Regions from separate parts of the Homo sapiens genome. Here region 1 is linked to region 2. The links are chromatin loops, found by intact Hi-C in ENCODE. Cell type or tissue: IMR-90. All regions are shown on one strand. Each heading gives the region's core, and the rest is flanking DNA. Links, peaks and the distances in the headings are about the cores only. Region 1 overlaps DOCK2 (dedicator of cytokinesis 2). Region 2 overlaps DOCK2 (dedicator of cytokinesis 2).

Evidence for each region. Hi-C counts contacts between places; a loop is a spot of excess contacts. Peaks named below come from ENCODE experiments on the same cell type or tissue, not always from the same donor. Only the 100,000 strongest peaks of a DNase experiment are listed, where the experiment ranks them.
Region 1: it touches region 2 in a loop (2.5-fold over the local background); 4 of 110 quality-filtered maps call a loop at or near these places.

The regions. Positions count from the first base shown.
Region 1 is chr5:169,761,620-169,772,379 of GRCh38, reverse strand. DOCK2 (dedicator of cytokinesis 2) reads right to left here. Exons shown (of 52, transcript NM_004946.3): 25 at 10,755-10,760. Among named protein-coding and RNA genes, the nearest start is that of DOCK2, 130 kb to the right of the region's middle. In IMR-90, for the core only: no CTCF peak of the experiment used is centred there; a DNase peak (open chromatin) is centred at 9,509; H3K27ac peaks cover 270 bases.
Region 2 is chr5:169,712,492-169,723,251 of GRCh38, reverse strand. It overlaps DOCK2 (dedicator of cytokinesis 2), which reads right to left. Exons shown (of 52, transcript NM_004946.3): 18 at 9,041-9,224; 19 at 8,795-8,892; 20 at 6,950-7,039; 21 at 5,768-5,868; 22 at 4,461-4,595. Among named protein-coding and RNA genes, the nearest start is that of DOCK2, 81 kb to the right of the region's middle. RefSeq lists an enhancer at 3,302-3,601. In IMR-90, for the core only: no CTCF peak of the experiment used is centred there; a DNase peak (open chromatin) is centred at 6,781.

The DNA.
Region 1 (10,760 bases), core at 1,646-9,645, 49 kb before region 2:
GAAGGTAGCTTTATGAGCCCAAGCAATTTCTTACCATAAGGAAAATTATTTCTTTCATAATTGAGAAAGTGCAAGCCGAGAGAAGGTAAGTGCTATGCCTTGGCACATAATTCCCAGGATGCTAACATCACACTGAAGACTAATTCAGGGGCTTGACTGGAGGAGGAGAGGCTACTCCTTTTTCCTAATCCTTCAGCTCTCAGTGAGCGATAGCACAGAGAACCTGCATGTTGTGGACCAGAGACTGAATCCAGTCTACAGCAACCCTGTCCTCAGCACCGGAGATTGAATCTAGGCTATAGCAACTCAGCCCACAGCCTGTAGGAAAGAGCAATGTCCTGAAAATGCAAAATGACACTGGCATGGAGAAAGGAGAAACTGTCCAGCAGATGAAGCTGGGAAAGAGGTGTGGTCAAATGGGAAAAAAACAAAAATGAAAGACAAAAATCAGATTCCTACTCACACTATATATAAAACATAAACTCTGTAGATAAAGGATTTATGTATCAAAACTAAAATTATAGAATTCTTAGTAAAAATAATGAACATCTTTTAGACTTCAGGACTGAGAAAGATTTCTTAAGGCACACACAAAAATTTGACTAAAAAAACATTGATTTGATTGTGTTAAAATTAAGAACTTTTGCTCATGAAAATGCATCTTAAATAAAAAGACAAGGTATAAACTGGGAGAAGATATTCACAATACATAAAATCAGCAAAAGATAAGTAGAAAGAATATATTAAATATCCTATAGATCAATAAGAAAAATACAACCAATCTGACAGAAAGACAAAAGGCCGGGTGCGGTGGCTCACACCTGTAATCTCAGCACTTTGGGAGGCCGAGGCAGAGGGATCACAAGGTCAGGAGTTCAAGACCAGCCTGACCAACACGGTGAAACCTGTCTCTACTAAAAATACAAAAATTAGCCAGGCGTGGTGGCACACACCTGTAATCCCAGCTACTCAGGAAACTGAGGCAGGAGAATCGCTTGAACCTGGGAGGCAGAGGTTGCAGTGAGCCGAGATCACGCCACTGCACTCCACCAGCCTGGGCGACAGAGCGAGACTCCGTCTCAAAAAGAAAAAAGAAAAACAGTCAAAAGACATGAAAAGACATAGCAAAGAAACAAAACACGAGTGGCAAAGAAAACAGAACAAAGGATTTTCAGCATTACTGGTGATCAAGGAAATGCAACTGAAGACAGTGATGATGTAGTCTAAGCCCATTTTAGTGGCAAAGGTTAAGAAGTAGGGCAATATCCAGCATTAAAGAGACTGTGGCTACACAGGTCCACTTCGGCATTGCTGGTGGGAGTGTAAATTGGTACAACCACCTTTGGAAAAGAGTGTTCACTATCTCCTAAAGATTCTGATCCCTTATGGCCAAGCAAATCTACTAGTAGTTCTATCCCCAAAGGAGACTCTTGAACATTTACAACAAGAGACATGTACAAGAATGTTCTTAGCAGCAGTGCTTTCAATAGAAGAAACACTGACACAACCCAATGCCTGAAATTGAAAGCATGAATGAACAAATTATGGCTTATTCACACAATGGAATTTCCTACCGTCATCAAAACAATGAACTCCAGCAATCAGTAATATGGATGATTCCTAGTTTAATATTAAGTAAAAAAAATAAATTCCTTCAAATTATCAACAGTTCAATACACTTTTCGTAAAGTTCAAATAACTAAAATACTGGGAATATATATAAATGCAATACAACTGCATGAAAAGGAAAGCAGTGGAATGATTAACAAAAGATTCAAGAGGCTGGGTGCAATGGCTCATGCTTGTAATCTCAGTGCTTTGAGAGGCCAAGGCAGAAGGATCACTTAAGCCCAGGGGTCTGAGACCAGCCTGGGGAATATAGGGAGACCCTATCTCTACAAAGTTTTTTTTAAAAAACTTCACCAGACATGGTGGTATGTCCCTGTAGTCCTAACTACTCAGAAGCTGAAGCAGGAGGATTGCTTGAGTCCAGGAGCTCAGGGTTACAATAAGCTATGACTGTGCCACTGTGCTTCAGCCTAGGTGACAAAGCAAGACCCTGTCTCAAAAAAAAAAAAAAAAAAAAAAAGACTCAAGAATGTGGTTACCTTAGGTGGGGAAAGGCAGTCATGTGGTTACACGTAAGTGATTGTTAACTTCCTAGCTTCTGTTTTGTGTGGTGAATGCATGGATGCTTCATTTGTTATTAAAAATAATGAATAGAACATTTAAATAAATAAAAGCATGTCTTGTGTGGATCAATAATAAGATGTATTTTGAATTAATGGCCAGGACTGCTCCAGCTCTGTACAATTGAGGTCTGTTCTTTTCCTTTTCTTAAAGGGACACTGGCCATTGAATAATGCTTTTACTACCGAGGTCCACAGACCAGCCTCTGAGAGCTGGTATCAGTAAGACCAGGCACATAAACGTGTGTATAGACCAGGAACGTAAATAAAACAAAACTTACAACTTCCCTTATCCTTAAGGAGTTCATTCCATCAGTATAGACAGTCCCATAAACAGAGAATGCTAGAATGATATGTCAAGTGTCATGATGGAAATTTGTACTCTGCAATGGGGGAGCCATGTCCTTGCCCACACTGCTTTCCTTTCCCTCCTCAGGCTCCTGGAGCTGTGTCTCCCATTTGAGAGAGGTCAAGGGCCACCTGCATCCAAAGCCCCTTGGCGGGCTGATACCATGCACATCCCTGGCCTCCTCCCCAGATATTCAGAGTCAGAATCTTTGGAGTAGGGTCCAGGATTCTGCAATTTTAGCAAACTCCTCAGGGACATCTAAGCTTTGAGGTTAGATGCGTTGTTTTGCCCCCTTTGGGAATCAGGGTAATATCTGCAATGTATTCAACCCTCTACTTTCACATCTTTCCCCATTCATCAGGTACCCTGGCAGCCATTCTCTTTCTACCATCCCAGGGACAGAGATGAGGACAGACTCCTCAGAAAGGAAGGCGATAAGATGGAGAGGAAGGGTCAGCTGCTCCTTCACCTGGCATTGAGACCCAAAGCCACAAAATTTGTGTGTACCAACATCCCCTCTGGGGCTAAAGTCCCAAAGGGAGTCATTTTAGATAAACTGAGGGAAACGTCAAAACCTGTGCCTTTCTTCCCCTTCCTATTTGAGTTCCTAGGAGGGTGGGGACTGTTTTGAGTCAGAAAAACTGGTTAAATCTAGAGCCATAAGATACCATGTATTGAAATTTTTAAGTTGCCACAGCACAAAGTAGAGACTCAAAAAGAAGATTAAATTAGATTAAAAACAAAAAGAAGCAGCTTCATTTTCTTTGCACAGAGATCACGGTGCAGAAGTTTGCAAACTCGTCACAATTGTATCCACATTGCTTCCCCAGGGACTAAATGTTGAATGGAATTGAGCTGAAATGCCTGAGACATCAGGGAGGACTTACTGCAGGCTTGAGGTCTACTTTGGTTCTTAAAGGGATGAGTAGGAGTTGCCTGTTGAGCATGGCTAGGGGTTGAGGTAGGGAATGGGAGGCAGTAGAAGGTATTCCAGGCACTATATGCAATGAACTGAATTTTGCAAGGGCATGTAAGGTACAAAGAGAGATGACAGCCCCACTATGAGGCTAGAGCACATCCTGAGAGGGAGAGGCTTTGTTCTCCTAACTGCCTTTTCCTTCTGAACAGTCTCAGAAGCAGAGCCTCATGTCAACATTCCAAGTCTTGGGCAGCCTGCTAACACCCCGGCTTGCTGCAGGGAAGCTGTGCCCTGAGAAGCCACAGGTGACACAGCAACTGCTGGCAGCAAGAGCCTCATCCCCCTCCCAGGCAAGGGTCCCTGTGCACACCTGTCAGAGTTCATGTATAGCCTGGCATTTGGAACAGGAGTTGGGAGCAGGGAATGGAAATAAACAAATCCTTCAGGAGGAATGGTGAGGCACTTGTTCTCACATGGAGAAGGAAGAATTACCAAGTCAATACACCACTATTTTCTCCTTTTTAGTCCTCATAAGAATAAAGCATAGTGAGAAAAAGGTGGGTTCTGTTATTCAAATGACTTGCACTCAGAATCAGCTCCAGCACTTACTACCTGTGAGCCGTAGAGACAGCGCTCATCAAATATTGCATGTGCGTGTGCTTCGTTTACATCCCAGATTCTCTGGTGTTAGCACATGTGATGTGTTCTGGCCAATGGACTGTGGGTGGAACTGGCAGAGCACATGTGATGTGTTCTGGCCAACGGACCGTGGGTGGAACTGGCAGGTGTCACTTCCAGGCCAAGGTCATTAAGAGCCACTGTGCTCCTTCCCTCCCTTCTTATCTTTCCTGCTACAGGGAGGCCACATGCACCAGCTGGCACAACTTCAGGAGGGACAAAAGGCATATGACCTTCATCAGACTTTGCACAGGAGAGAAATAAACCTTTCCATTATCAAACCACTGAGATTTGGAGATTAATTTGTAACCCTAGCATCACATAGTCCAAAATATTAATACCCTAATACGTTGTGTAATATTTGATCTCACTGGAATGAAAATTACTTAACTTTCTAGGCCATTAGGTTTTTGTAAAAACTTAATATATATTTATGCTGTATGTAATACCTGATACAGAGCTGGCATTTGATAAATATTAAGTCTCTCCCTTTAAGTTGCTGTTGATGTCGTTACTATTGTTATGGTTAGTACTGTTATACAACAGACAAAATAGATGCATTTTAATAAGCAGCAGCTGGGTCTCTGGCACTCTGCTAGTTGCTTTTCATAAGTTATCACATTTCTGTAGCTAAAGAAGCTACAGCTCAGAGAGGTTACTTGTTCAAAGGAACACAGCTAGCATGCAATCAAGCCAGGATCCAAAATAAGGATATCCTGACTCAAAGGTCTCTTATTCTATGACACTCCTATTCACATTTTTCAAATTTTTCTGACATGGAACCCGAGGCTCAGAGATGTTAAAGAAGATCACCAAAGTAATAACCACTAGAATAAAATCAAAAATTGACAAGTGGGACCTAATTAAACTAAACAGCAAAAGCAACTATCAACAGAGTAAATGGACGACCTACAGAATAGGGGAAAGTATTTGCAAATGATGCATCTCACAAAGGTCTAATATCCAGAATCTAATGAACTTAAACAAATTAACAAGCAAAAACAACAACCCCATTAAAAAGCGGACAAAGGACATGAACAGACACTTCTTAAAAGAAGACATACATGCAGCCAACAAGCATATGAAAAAATGCTCAGCATCACTAGTCATTAGAGATATGCAAATCAAAACCACAGTGAGATACCATCTCTCGCCACTCAAAATGGCTATTATGAAAAAGTCAAAAATTGGCCAAGCGCAGTGGCCCATGCCCATAATCCCAGCACTTTGGGAGGCTGAGGCAGGCAGATCGCCAGAGGACAGGAGTTTGAGACCAGCCTGGCCAGCATGGTGAAACCCCGTCTCTACTAAAATACAAAAGCCAGGCACAGTGGTGCACCTCCCAGCTACTTGGGAGGCTGAGGCAGGAGAATCTCTTGAACCCAGGAGGTGGGGGTTTCAGTGAGCTGAGACCGCACCATTGCACTCCAGCCTGGGTGACAAGAGCAAAACTCAGTCTCAAAAAAAATAAATAAATAAAAAGTCAAAAATTAACAGATTCTGGTGAGGTTTTGGTGAAAAGGGGATGCATATACACTGCTGGAGGGAATGTAAATTAGTTCAGCCATCATGGAAAGCAGTTTGGAGATTTCTCAAAGTACTTAAAACAGAACTACCCCTCGACCCAGGAATCCCATTACTGGGTATGTATGCAAAGGAGGATAAATCGTTCTACCACAAAGACATTAACATTCATAAACATATGCCTGTGTATGTTCATCACAGCTTTATTCACAATAGCAAAGACGTGGAATCAACCTAAACACGCGCTGATGGTGGACTGGATAAAGAAAATGTGGTACATATACATGATGAAATACTACGCAGCCATAAAAAAGATTAAAATCACATACTTTTGCAGAGCACTGATGAAGCCAGAGGCCATTATTCTAAGCAAATTAACACAGGAGCAGAAAACCAAATGCCGCATGTTCTCACTTATAAGTGAGAGCTAAACATTGAGTTCACATGGATGCAAAGAGCGGAACAATAGACACTGGGGCCTGCTTGAGGGTAGAGGGTGGGAGGAGGGTAAGGATCAAAAAACTGCCTATCAGGTCTATGCGTATTACCTGGGTGACAAAATTATCTGCACATGAAACCCCTGACATGAAATCAATTCATGTAACAAACCTGCACATGTTCCTCATGAACCTGAAATAAAAGTTGAAAAGAAAAAAAAGGTAGTAACTGCTAGAGTCAGAGGGTTGTTTATTCCTAGCCCAATGCTGCAATGATATGTTGATTAGAAAAGATATAGGCACAATTATTTCCATCCCTCTTTTCCCCAACCGTTGTCCAGCCCCTTGTACACTGTGAATGGGGGACCCAGCATCTCCAGATACTGTGGGCAACAGATGAGAGGGAAGAAGGAAGCTAAGCTTTAATAAAAGGGAAACTGGATGCTTTGCTCAAAAAACAGCTTCTCAATAAAGTTCCCAGTGAAAAAAACCCACCAGCTGAAAATAAACATTGAAAGAGCTTCCAAATCTCTGTCAGGTGTCTGTCTCTCTCTCTCCCTCTCTCCCCCCTTCTTCCCTCTCTCTTTCTGTCAATCTCTCTCTGTGTTTGTTTTGGAAATTTGAAGAGAAATCTCTAGCAATGTGGATCCTAAAGCAGTTTACACTGAACCAGATGGTGCCTCTGATTAGCATCAGACTAAAAAGACACATTTCTTGGAGATGAGGTTCTTGTAGGGACAAATCTGTTTCAAAGGCACAGAGGGTTTGCTTTTCTTCTAGACTCCTCTTGGAGCTTTCTCCGGGCATATCTGTGCGTCCTTTCTCCTGTCATCACCACCAGGCAGGTCTGAGCTTGTGTTGGAGAAGACAGCAAATTAGTGTTTGTAAGTTTCTCAGTTCTCCTCTCACTGAAGCCTGAAGTCATCCACAGGGAGCAAGACATTCCATGTGGGAACCTGGCTGGTGATGACTCCTTACTCCTGCAATTCCTAGGCTAACTAGCCACATGTGCCACTGATGAACAAGCAACCCAAGGGGACCCATTCTGTGACTATTCCCATTTTACAGATGCAGAAATTAAGACTTACAAGGATTAAGTAATTTACTCAATATCACAGGTCAAATCAAAGTTGAGGCTAATTGCCTCCATAAAGAAAACAAGGAAAAAACTGTGTGTGGGGTGTGTGTGTGTGTGTGTGTGTGTGTGTGTGTGCGCTAAAAGAGCCCTGAGGGGTAAATCATCAGAGAGGATAGCTGTCAAGTGTCCAAAACTATGTAACTATGTTGGAGCCTGTAGTAACACAAACAATGAAGTGAGAAATCACAAATATTTCACCTTGACCTCTACTTCTTCCAGGCATATGTAACATGGCCCCTTTACAAAAACATTCTAGGGCAATAAAAATTGAAAACAACAACAACAACAACAACAACAACAAACACGTTCAAAGTCAGAATGGAGAGCATGTACCAACCAAGGCCCTTTTATTCATTAGGTCCTGTGTCTCTCGGACCCTGAGGAAAACCATGTAGTTGAGGGTTGTGTGCAACTATCAAACGTTAAGGGATGCCCTTATTGCAAGGAATTTAAAGGTCAGCACGGAAATTGGGATCAGCAGGAAAAACAACCACAACACCAATAATAACAATTGCTGTTTAGTATGAAACATTATGCTGAGCCCAGTGCTGTGTCAAGTACTTTAAATGCATCATCCATCTCATTAGCCCACACTATCACCCTCTAAGACAGACGTTATTGTTCTTATTCCCACTTTCCAGATGAGCTTACTGAGAATCAGAGAGGTTTAGAAAATTACCCATAGTCACACAGTCATGTAAAAAGCTGAACCAGGAAGTAAACTCGGGTCTAGTGTGACCCAAGAACCACCGTCCTTAACCAGTAAACCCTTCTCCACCTTCTCCATAGGATCCTTCTGATGACAGGCCAATAGGGTAGTCTGCCAAAATCCCAGAAAGTGCTTAAAAGCCTTCTGGTCCCTCCGCTTAATGTCAATACAAATGTTCAAGGCTGTGAGTACAAGCAACTGTCACTGAAAATACTCCAGGCAATTTGCACATCTGGCAGTTAAATGAGTGCAGGCTCAAAGCAAATCACGTCCCCGAGGCACAGGACACTTCACAGGGAGAATAACAGGAGGAATTTCATTACTGCTCAAACTTGGCCAGAGGAATCACACTCACCTTATTTAAGGGTATAAAGAGAGATGCTCACCCGAGGTCGATGGACACCTAGTAAGCATAATGAATTCAGGTTTTATTCATTGGGAACTTGAGGATTTAAGAAAGGGGATGAGCTGAAGTTTCCCTTTGGGACTATTTTGGTAACAGGGCTCACTTAGCAAATAGATGGTGGGAGAGGAGTTACCTTTCAGCTGTGAATAAGGTCATACGACTTTCACATGTGAGCCGAGCGTGGCTACACTAATTACACTTTGCCTCCTCTTTGAAAGGGGTCCCCAAAGGATACTTTGTCTACCTCTAGTCTCTGTATGTATTTAAAGGTAAGAATTTTGCTTTCTTTTTTAACTGTGTACAACGCCAGGGCTGGCCTTCTGTCAGTTAATATTAATCAGAGGGTTTCTACTGAATCTGAAACCCAGACACACAGCAGGACTGAGAAGCAGCAGCTGTCCAGCCTGCCCTGCCATGATGCTAACCCTCAGAGGCCTCCTCCCAGCCCTGGAGATGTGGCTGCAGTCAAGGAATTACTCCGACTTCCAAGAGGCTGGAATTGACACCACATGCCCAGCCCAGGCCCGTGCTAGCACTCCATCTGGCCTTGATGCCAAGCCGGGCCCCTGACAATGACAGCAGCTCTGAACAATGAAGAAGAGCCAAGCAGCCCACTCCCTGCTGCCTGTGCCACACCATATGCGTAGCTAGAGTCGTCCTTGTCATGTCTCTAGGATGGGACTCAATTTGCCTCTGCAGTGGCACCACCTGAAATCCTGAGAGGGGCTTCCAGGGCAGGAAGGGGCAGACATATTTCAATGCTTTTGGGGTGAGGGAAATTTATTTGGAGGTGGAAATCAGAACTTTAAAACCATGGAAGTCTCACTTTAAAAAGGCACAGTGACACAAGAAGTGCAACAAGACTTACCAGAATTAGTCTCCATAACCTCACAAAAACCACCTGGCTCAAACAAACTACATATTTATTGGATTAATCTGTTGTCACATATCTGTCTAAAGGGTCAGGAAACCACACACATAAATATTAAAATCACAAGAACATTTTCATCCCCACATCCTCCTCCTACCCTTAACTCTGGGGAGAGGATACAGACAGCAATTTTGGATGCACCATGTTAACCAGGCATTGGAAAAAAACATCTTTACAGTGAAGTGGTTCCTGAATATTTCTGTGATTACCAGGCAATTTGCATAAATATTCAGGCTTCACTCCCTGAATAAATTCCAGTTGGGTGATGGCTGATCCTCTGAATTCTAAGACCCTTTGTTTCTTGCACAGTTTGCTTCGCATTTTATTATTGACACCAGTGTGGATAGAGAAATTGAAAATTGGAGAGGCTGGGTCTTAGGATACAGAAAAAAGTACTGACCCTGAAAAGTCATTTCTTCACCCTTACAGAAAGGAGTGAAGGAATGCAGTTTCTGAACAGGTCATTCTTTTACATGGAGCAAAAGGCATGATCCATTTTGAAAATCTAGGCATGCAGAGCATTCCTAGAGATGAGGTAGAGGATGAATATGAGCTTCTGAATCCTGCCTGATCAAATCTGATGGAGCTATCGACATCCAGTTGACTGACCTTGAAAATAGGGAACTCTAAGTCTTCTGCCAGTGGGGCCCAGTGGTGACCAGTTTAGGGTAAGCAGAAGCTCTGAACATAACTTCTGTGCAAATCCACTGTCATTCCATGATCTCCCAAAAATATATACCATTAAGTGAAGAAAGGCAAAGTGCAGAACAGTTACATAGCATGCTACCATTTGCATGATAATAATAAAGAGTATATAGCATATACGTAATTGATTCCACATCCACAGAGTGTGCCTAGAAGCAAACACAAGAAACTGGATATGCCTTTTGCCACAGAGAAGGGACTGGGATTAGCCATGCACAGGGTCTGGAGGGACCATTTCCACATGGTACCCTTTCATACCTTTTCATTTTCATCCATGTAAATGCGTTACCTTTTCCAAAATAATTTACATTTTTCTAAAAACTTTAAAAAATGTTAATTCCTACTCAATTAGACTCTTCGAGCTAGGTCTCAGGAATTAGCATTTTAATAAGCTCTCCAGTTTATTCTTACACACTCAAAATTTTGAGAACTTCCCCGTGAAAGGCTCTTTCTACTAAAAGGAACTTTATCCATTTCCCTTTGAGTTAAAGACAGCAATAATAAACCATACAGGGGGAAAAAAAAACCTCATTAAACTTTCTCAAGAGAAATAAACAATGCAACCTCAGCTTTCCTAAAATCAATTTAGATTCTGATATCTAAGTTGTCAGCTACTTTCTACTTTTTGCATTTATGCAGACCAAGGGAGTTGTGAGAAAAGAGATGTTATAGTCACTGGACAGGTTGCCCTCTCCTGCCAAGCTTCCCCAAAATGATGTGGGGTTTATTGGCCCCTTACCCCACCCCAGCAAGGGTGCTGTGTACTCACCTTGCT
Region 2 (10,760 bases), core at 2,017-10,016:
CTGAGCTGGCAGTTTCTCATAAGCAAATGAGCTGGAGCTGGGGCTGGTGAAGGAGGAGTTTGTGGAAGCAGGAGATCAGGGTTAAATGGAGATGGGGAAGGAAGCAAGACCCAAATAAGCAGGTCTGTAATAAGAGCAGAAGGCAGGATGCAAAGAAAAGCAGGCATAGCAAGCAGGGGCCAGAGACCCGGGCACCACAGCTGCTCTGGCCAGAGGGGCCTGATCACACTCACAGAGGAAATAAGAGCAACACACAGAATCAGGACCACCCAGTGAGGGCTAGCAGTAGACCAGCGTGAATTCCTGGGGCCAGGAGAGTACCACATTGTGGTCCTCAAAAAGCACAGACACCTGGTAAAAGTTATCCCTGCCTCCAGAGAAATAAACTGTAAGAAATGTTTAGGATAGTATGAGTAGTAAGTCAAATTTTAAGCTTGAATCAAGACCCTGGAATTTCTTCTTAATAATTTAAATCTGAGTTTTTGAAAAAAGCACCCTTGCTGTTTCTCCTAAGTGAAAACATGATACCAGCTAACATTTATTAAATTTATGAAATAAGTACCAGATATTGCATGGAGCACTTTGTACCCATAATCTCATTTCATCATTGAAACACAATGAACTGGTTTATCCCCATTTATAGATGAGGATGCTGAGGCTCAGAGAGGCTGATTCAATCACTAACCCAGGTACTTATAGAGGCAGAGATACCACTATACCCATTGTCTGTCCTGCATGAACATCTCCTCATAACTCTTACTCCATGCTGCCCCTTGCACTCTAGCCTGGGGCAGCATGAGGATCTGTGAGGAGCAGAGACAAGTGGGAGCAACTCCTGTTGCAGCACAGTGTTCTGGTTCCTCTCCCTTTTAGAGAGTTATCCTAACTCTGCAGTCTGATTCTCTGTGCCTGCCAGTAGGACAGGGAGCTGCTTAGTGTCCATCACATGGAACAGGGAAGCATGGTCTGCTCCAAACTTTGTGTAATTCCACAAGCTCAGAAACCTTGGGCATCTGCACAGCTGGTTGTCTGAGCTTCAGGATTAAAGGCACTGCAAGGGGCTTTGTAAAGAAGCTGAATCGTAGAAGATTATCACTTCAACTCTTTCTGAATGTTCCTTACAATGCTCAATACCTCCCAGGAGCTCAGTCATTCTACAAAAGCCTAGTGGATATTGGACATATTTATGGCCACCAGCATCTTTCAGACACACTTCCTATAATTTAGGAATTACTCATAAGACTGCCTCCCTGTGGCAGAAGCTAGAACCTGCTCTGCCAGCTTCCTTTGCAGCTACAGCACTGGCATGTGCCTAATCAGAGACACTTGATCCAGACTTTGACTCAGGAGCTAGTGACACAAGAAGCGAGGGACAAGGAACTCACTCTCTTCTTTCTTTGGCTATAGATAAAAATGAATCCTTCTGAACAATATAGTAAAATAAAAATTCCACCCCTTCTCCACAACGACTCTTCTTTCCTTACCCAACTATACGTTGCATACTGACACAGGAAAATCCTTAGCCCTTGCAAGTGTTCCTGGGCAGGATGTGCAAAAAATAATGGCAAGGGAACAAATAATGGGAGCTAGATCCGCTGCAGTTATGCAAGCAGGGAAAGAGAATAAAGGATTCACAGGAAACAGACACACAATACCAGATACAATTAGCCCCAAACCAATAATTCAATTCTGATTTCCCAACAGCTGGGTTAGACATCTCAAAGCATTGAAACTTCTGTTTTCTAGTTTCCCACAGAAGATGCCCCCTCGTATGGAGAAATACCCCAATAGCTTCCCAATGCCCTAGAGACTCCACTGGAGAGCAGATCATTGCTAAAGATTCTAAAAAGAACAAGACACAAAACCTACCTTCTCCTAGCATGAGGTCCTAGACCGTCTTTGCAGGTCAGCCTACATTTCTGTTCATGAGGAAGGATTCAAGATTAGGCTTGGGTTGCTTTAGAGACCTCTCCTGACCAAATGTCAGTGATGTGCTGCTATTCTAGGGATACAGCAAGGAATAACAGATCACCCTGCTCCTGAATAAGCCAAAAGTCACTTAGCATTTACGTCACAGCAGCACTGAATTTACACCAGTTAAAGAGTTAGGGGTTCTGCAAGATTATATGCCTTGAGGCAGAGAAGAGCAAAACAAATGCACAAATGTATTTTGTCCCAGTAGATGGAAAACACAAAAACTAACAGACGTAAGACATGAGAGAGTTATACTGGCTGGGCGCAGTGGCTCACGCCTGTAATCCCAGCACTTTGGGAGGCCGAGGTGGGCAGATCACGAGATCAGGAGATCAAGACCATCCTGGCCAACATGGTGAAACCCCGTCTCTACTAAAAAATTAGCTGGGTGTGGTGATGCGTGCCTGTAATCCCAACTACTTGGGAGGCTGAGGCAGGAGAATCAGTTGAAGGTGGGAGGCGGAGATCGCAGTGAGCCATGATTGTGCCATTGCCCTCTAGCCGTGATTGCGCCATTGCTCTAGTGACAGAGCAAGACTCTGTCTCAAAATTAATAAATAAATAAGAGAGTTATCTTAACAGAAGCTCTGCAGTCTCATCTCCATGTGCCTTCCAGTAGGAAGGGGAGCCGCTCAGTGTCCATCTCATGGAACAGGGAAGCTCAGCCTGCTCCAAACTCTGTATAATTCCACAAGCTCAGAACCCTTGAGGATTAGCGCAGCTGGTTGTCTGAGCTTCAGGCACTGCAAGAGGCTTTGTAAAGAAGCTCAATCCTTGAAAATGGAAGGAAAAAATGGAAGGAAGGAAGGAAGAAAGGGAGGGAGGAAGGGATGGAAAAGGAAAGAAATATAGGAGAGAGGAGAAGCAATAAAATAAATACACCAAAAGGAAGAACTGAAAAGGTCTGAGAAGTAGAAAAGACATATTCTACTTATACATAAAACATTCTCACTTGGAAGATGGGATAAGATATCCTTGACTTTTAAGCTGTAACTGCAATGTCTGAATTCTTGAACTCCTCCAAGAAAATCACTCTTAGATTCACTGGAGTCTCATTGGTTTTCCCAAATCACTGAGAAGTATCTCTCAAACCTAGAATACCCGACTCAGACTTGACTAAATGACAAGCCAGAGGAATCTGAAACAGACACTTCACTTTCAGAATGACCTAAGTGCATTTGTTCTGTCGCATGGTTCAAGACACTCACATCTTTCTATTCATAACCTGAAATCTCAAAGAATGTGTTAAGAGAATCCCAAATGATTGCCTGTTTCAGATGCACTGTCAAATATAAAGCTTTAGCAGCCCATCCATTGTCATGATCACAATCACAATGATGGTCTTTTTTTTTTTTTTAAGAGTCAGAGTCTTGCTTTGTTGCCCAGGCTAATTCAAGTTTCTTTTGAGAACTCATCTCTAAAATAACAAGTCCACACCATAAGTGGCTGACCTGGCTATGACTCCAGTAATGCACACATGACCACAACTATACAAGACCCAAAACAGTTCTTGGCATAGGGTTTTGCTAGGACAACAAGGAACATAGAGTTGCTTCCACTGGTAGAATGTAAACTTGAGGATTCTAGCAGCCTCTGCGTCGGAAAACTTGCCTTATAAGACAATCAACAAAAAGAAAGCAGAGTCCAGATCTAGACAGACAGAGACTATCCCAATAACGCTGAGCATCTGGACTCAGCCATGCCTGAGGCCGACTACACCCTTGGTTTTTCAATGATGTGAAATAAAGTCTCATTTCTCCCTAAGTCAGTTTCAGTTGCGTGTTCTTTGTTTGCACTAAGAATCCAGACAATACTTTCCTTGAATGTTTTTCTTATTTTCCATCACACACAACCAACCTGATTACACACAAACAATCCTCTACCTAACTTTGCCCTATGGCCAAGATGAACATGAATTGTTCTTCTATAAATTGCATTTGAATACCTTCCTCTCCAAAGCCCTTCAAAAAGGCAGCTGGCCTCTGTGATACTGACCATCAAAATCTTCTAAGGTACTCTAATACATCAGCTCACTTTTTGGCTACTAGGATCTCAAGGACAGACAGGTCAACTGCAAATACCAGCTTATTGGCCATGTACAACCTACAAGAGCCAAGTAAATGTCAGACTCCCTGAGTTCTGCCCTTCCTGCTCCCAGGCCCTCTAACATTGGATATAGATTGCTGGAAAATGTTCACCATATTTCAAATCAAATGAAGAATGTTAGATGAAACACAGAAGAGCCTCAAATCACATTTACTGGTTAAACATAACTCTGCAACCTGTTAAGATTTCTTTTTTTTCCCAAATGAACTTAGAGGGTACAATTATTACATATTCATTACTCTCTAGGTTGGATTCTTGAGCTGTTTTTGATCGACAGCTGGTTATAATTTTTTAAACGAGTTTCTCCTACAGTAAAAATACTGTTGTATCCCAGAGGAATTGCAGAGCTAATCAATCACTCTTACATAACAAGTACTCACTGTGAAAATAATGTCCTCGACCGAACAATGAACTTGAACACATATTCCAAAGCCTTCAGCGTTCTTAGGATTGGCTCACATTGCTCCCCTCTGCTGGAGGTATCCAAGTAAGTCTTCAGCACTGTCATCAATTTCCTGAATAAGGGATAATATTTTCAAAATACATCTCTTTCATCATGGTAATTAGTTTGCTCAGTAAATTATAAGGCATTCAATCAAAGGTTAAAGGTGGTAGTAGAGCCAAGCTCACTTACTCATTTGTAAGCATAAAGATAACTCTGCATAAAAATTATATTTATTACAGGGAATTAATAAGTATTTCCTGCTCATAAAAAGCCAGCAAAGAAAAAGATAGGGAGGAAAAAAAAATCTTTTGACTAGGAGAACTAGTCACAATCAGGCTACAAGTGGGAATAATGGGGAATAATGGTGGCAATAATGTCTTTTTTTTCAACTTTTTCTTTCTATAGAACATGCTCTTGTAATATCACAGAACTCTAAGTTTGCTTAGGAACTTTCTATGTTTCTTCTTTACCATAGGGCAGACTTCAAATTACTTGGCCTGACTTTCAAGGCCCCTTCACAAACTGGTCCCCACCAAACTCCCTGTGGCATCATCTCCTATCTCTCACCCTCTCCCTACACCCAAACCAGACTGAGCTACTTGGCATGTGCACTTTCTTCTGTGTAGCTCCCCCGCTGTTTTTGTTTTGTTTTGTTTTGTTTTGTTTTTGAGATGAGTCTTACTGTCACCCAGGCTGGAGTGCAGTGGTGTGATCTCTGCACAATGCAATCTCCACCTCCAGGGTTCAAGTGATTCTCCTGCCTCAGCCTCCCGAGTAGCTGGGATTACAGGCTCCCACCACCATGCTCAGCTAATTTTTGTATTTTTAGTAGAGACAGGGTTTCACCATGTTGGCCAGGCTGGTCTCCAACTCCTGACCTCAGGTGATCCACCTATCTCAGCCTCCCAAAGTCCTGGGATTACAGGCGTGAGCCACCACACCTGGTCTTCTCTGTAGCCTTTAAGTCCTGGTGTCCACTCAAGAAATGAGAGCACGCTAGCTGAATGGATGAATGAGCACTTCCAGGTACCACTGCAACCATAAGGCATTCATCCAAACCTATGGGTATTCCACATTTTTAATGATATCCAAATAACCCAAGCATAGGTTAGATTTTGTTAGAGAATGGAGAGCTCACACAGATGAGTCACAAAAGAAAATTACTCAAGTTCCTGTGCCCTAGGCATCCTGGCAGGGCAAGAGGGTGGTAGAGAAGAAGTTCCCATGTGCACAATTACTTACTTGTAAGCCAAGGTCGCACTGAAATGCTGTTGGATGTAAGCCTCCAGAACGGTGTTGAAATGCTGAAATTTCCGGTCTGCAATGAGTCCTATTATGTAAATCTGAGGAAGATGCAAGGCAGCAGTATTTTCAGGGCAAACCCAGGGCAGGAAGCCATCTTTACCTGGCATAATTCAACCCCCATTAAAATCCTTTGCCCAGGAATTAGCTCACTAATACATAATGAGTTCTCTTTATTAAGGTAGCATCTTCCCAAAGAAAATGTTTCATGAAGTGTGCTGTGGGGTGTTATAAGATGAAAAGGATTTCATGGTCAAATAGGTTTTGAGAAATGTCAGGTTATCATTATTAGACTTTCTTATTGCAAAACTTTTTAGAATCTTTAATATACTTATGTACATTGTGAATCTCTAAAAGGGTCATGCAACATTCAACACTTCCCTAAATTAATTAATCAAAGTATATATTTGTCATGAAACATCTTTTCTGAGAGCTAGCATTCTAGGGTACTCTCTGGGGAAGCACTTGATTAAGCCACAGTTGTCTCTCAGTAACCTCTTTAAAAATGCAAATATCCATGACACAAGGGGTTAACACTTAAAAACTTTGTTGGGCACTGATTCCCTAATGCAGATGTTTCTTGTGTTTATTTTGACATAACACTGAGAAAATCTGAGTCGAGATAGGGAGAGGACAAAAAGACCATAGGGGAGGACTAAAAGAAGGAAGATCTGGATGGTACAGCATCATGAAAAGTTCTGGGTGGGTAGGAGAAATGTAATGATTAGTGAGTTGGAGGAAATGGGGAGAAGAAGGTGAAAGGAAAGCTAAGAAACATTTTTGGTGCTTTACAACCTAGCCAGGGACTAGCTCCCAACATTCATAGAAAGCAGAAGCAATCATTCACAATATCCAGCCTCATGTACCTTCAGCCAGTGTCAATCTGACATCAGCATTTAAAATTCCCCTTTCACCCACAATGCCTCATGCTTTCAAATGAACTGGCAAGAAGCAAAAGGAAATAGCAGCTCATTATTGGTCTTGTTGCCAAACATTACAACACCTCCAAAGAATTCATGAAAAAGGCCATGAGGGCCATGAGGGCCATGAGTTCTCAGTATTTTCACAGTAAGACATACATTAATGCCTGTTGTCACTAGACACTTTTCCCCTCTCTCTTACCAAGGCATCAAAGACGAGGATGTCATATTCATCACTTTGAGAATGCTCCATCATGATGTTGAAGAGGGCATCCAGAGTATCCTGGAGAAACTGGAAGAAATAACAAAGGTTGCACTACTTCAGAAACAAGACAAAGTACAGGTGAACCAGCAATCCCACTCCTAACTATCTATAAGAGAATGAGAGCACACATCCACCACATGTCATGCTCAAAACGTCTAGAGTAGTTTTACTCACGAGAGCCAGAAGTTGGAGGAACCCAACTGCCCATCAACAGCAGAATGGATGCACAGATGGTGGCATGTTCACACTAGAGAATACTACACAGCTGGACTAAAGTGCAAACTACTTCCACAGGCAGAAATGAGGATGATTCTCACAAGCATTATATGCAGTAAAATACATCAGGCACAGAAAGTACACTCTTCACTATTCCATTCTTATGAAATTTGAGAGTAGGCAAAAACCCATCTACAATGATGGTTGTCAGGACAGTGATTACCCCGGGGGACTACTGGCTGAGAAGGGGTATGAGGGAATCTACTATAATGCTAAAAGTGGTCTGTATCCTCTTCTGGGTGGTGAGTACACATGGTGTTTACGTGTGTAAAAATCCATTATGCTATACTCTTAAGATAACTGCTCTGTATCTATTTCATCATATGTATATCATATTTAAATAACAAACTTTTTTAAAAAAAAAAAAAGAAAAAAGAATGCAAGAGGAAGACAACAAAAGCCTCATCTCTTCCATGACTTCTCCAAGCTACCAAAAGGCTATAGACTTTATTAAAGTGGTGTCTTGGGGAGTTACTCTGCCATTGCTGAACGAGGTAGATGGGTCAGTGGTATACATTTACGGCATCTGGAAATTCTGCCACTGCTTCTCCAGGTAGAGGCAATTAAATAAAACTTGATTTTCCTCCCTCCTAAGGGATGGGTCAATATTTCCTATAATCCCTCAAAACACAGAGCTACCATATAAAGATGTTTAATCTCAGAATTTCTAGCTGTATCAAGGAAACAAGATCTCCAGGACCATTGGGAAACACTTGTCCCAATTCATAAGGCTGGAGAGAAGGGTTGCTTTAATTAGATTTGCACTTCAGACGCTTTCTATTCTCCACTACCATGTGGATGCAATAATACATCTGACATTTGCATTGTTTTCTGCTTATTTCACTTAAAATGTAAGCCCTGATGTCTTTCCCTTTCCCGTCTTTAATACATAATGCTCTCCAAGCAGCAGAAACCAAGAATACTTTTTATTTCTAACAATGATCTGTGGGTAGTACTAACAGATCATACTACTATATATATATGTATATATACATATGCACACATATATATGCTCACACACATACATACATATATATGCATATACATATATATCAACATATGACAACAAAAATAATAATTACCATTTATTGAACTTTGTTTTATATGCTTTGGTTTAATTGTTGTGTACTATGTGTAAGAGACTGTTGAGTAAGTTTTAAATATTATCACCTTGAATGCTCATAACAGCCCTGAGAACTATGTCACTTTTATATTATCACATAAAGTTGGCATGTGGGAGAGCTGGGATTTACACCCAGGCTCATCTATTTCCAGAGATTGAGCATAACCATTGTTTTCTGGCACCCAACATTCAGTGCCATTGAACCAAGTCACTCCCCTGGATTTCCCAATAAAGATTCCTCAAGGCAACTCGGGAGAGTGTATCCTACTGTTGGAAGAAAAGTTTCCCCATGTCCTTCAATACCTTGTTTTTCCCCTGAAGCCACCCACATGGAGAGTTCTGTCACTAGTGTAAGAATACAATCAAAATGAAGCCCCACTGACCTTCACCACTTCCTCTCCATCCACAATCTTCAACTTTTCTAAATTCTCCTGTAGCAGTTGAGGCTTCATACGCCACTTCAGCAAACCCAGCAAGCCCACTAAAATAGAGTCCAGACATTCAGAAGTATCATTACTGGCCTAACTGTCCATATCAGGACCTCCTTGGGTCTGCAAGCACATACACACATGTACACACACACGGACACACACACTCCCCACAGACACAACTCTTGATGACCCGATTACCATTCTGAGTGAGCTTTGTGGAGCACACCAGGGTGGAAATGGAGAACACATCCCGGGAGCTGACAGAAAGCCCCCCAACACTGCTGGAGCTCCTGCTCAGCGTGGCCCCCTTGTTTTCCACATGGTGTCGATAAGAAGGAAGGGTCAGGTATGCGCTGGCATCCTCCATCTTCTTGCTGTCCCCCTGGAAACAACACTTGGTTACTGCCCCAAGCCAAGGCTCCATGCCCAATGCCACACAGAGCCTGCAGCAGACAAATTAGACACTGTGAAGTGGGGAGAGTCATAAAGAGTGAAGAAAATCATCAGAGAAGCAATAGACATTGGCTGGTGAGGCAGGACTGTTTTTCCACAATACAGGTAAGAATTCAAAGACACATTAATAGAAAGGGGGTTGATCCACCAGGTGAAAGCTCTGTGAACCTCATTAATGGCAAAATAAAAACGGAATTGAAAATTCCCAGACAGTACATTTTAATTCATCCTTTTTTTGAGACCATAATATCTGCTCACCAGCAAAATAAGGACTCTAGCTTAAAGAGGAATTTAATGGCAAAGGCACTAAGTAAGAGTGTGCTGGGATCTGGACCCTGTTTTGCCATTCACAGGTCTATGCTATCTTGAATACACTATTTTGCCTCTTTGTGTCTCATTTTTTTTTTCATTAGTAAACTGAAGACAATCATCATCCCTACTTCCTAGAATACCTGAGCAGATAATATGGAATAATGCATATAGAATACATAGCAGAGTGATACACACATAAATGAGTGGCATGTTAAAATGAATGACTAGAGGTAGGCATTACAGAAGATAACATTTATCTTACTCCGCACCAGGAGTGAAACCAAGTGTTTTATATGTCTTGGTTCATTTCATTTAAGCCTCATAACAAACATATGAAGCAGACACTGTTATTATCCTCAGTCAAGGAAACTGGGACCTAATGGGGGTAAGTAAAAGAAAATTGACTGCAACTAGGCCTCTGACCCCAAGGAGTTCACATTCTGTCAGGGAAGAAGGGCTTTCAAGCCAAGAATTCTATGTGTGATAAATGAGAAAACAGAGGCTGTACAGAAGAAAGGGGGTTTTCTGGAAAAGTCAGAGAGACTCAGAGAAGAGTACAAGAGTACTATGAGATGAAGCCTTGACGAGGCTGTGTTTGCCATGCATCCCACAGGCAAAAGGGCAATTTCAGCCTACAAGGCTAAGAAAGCCAAGGGCAAGGGTGTGATCCATGTGCTGGCTACTCAACCTTGCTCCACCTCACAGCCATACACTTGCCTCCAGCCAGGTGCTAGTAGATGCATTCTGTTGTCATAAGAGGACATGTGGAAAAGCAGCAGGTAAAAACCAGACAAATGCTCCTCCATGTCTCAAAAACAGTCCAAGTCTCATAATGTAAAAATAAAAATAGTGGACATCTGCACTCCCTTTATAGTTTAGATGGCCATTTTTCATGGGTCATCCTAGTGGGTTGTCATAAATATTGCCACAACTGCTTAAGAAAAAAGAAACTGAGACTCAGGAAAATATGTGAGATGAGTCCAGGCTTAGTCAGCAGCAGGATCAGGACTGCAGGTTTTAATATTTTCCCATTAGCTACAATGCAGCATCTCTCAAATGTTTATTGTACATCCTCTACACATGCCACAGAGGTCCCTACAGAGTCAAGAGTATATAACAGTCATTAACAATAACCTTTCTGTAAATAACAATA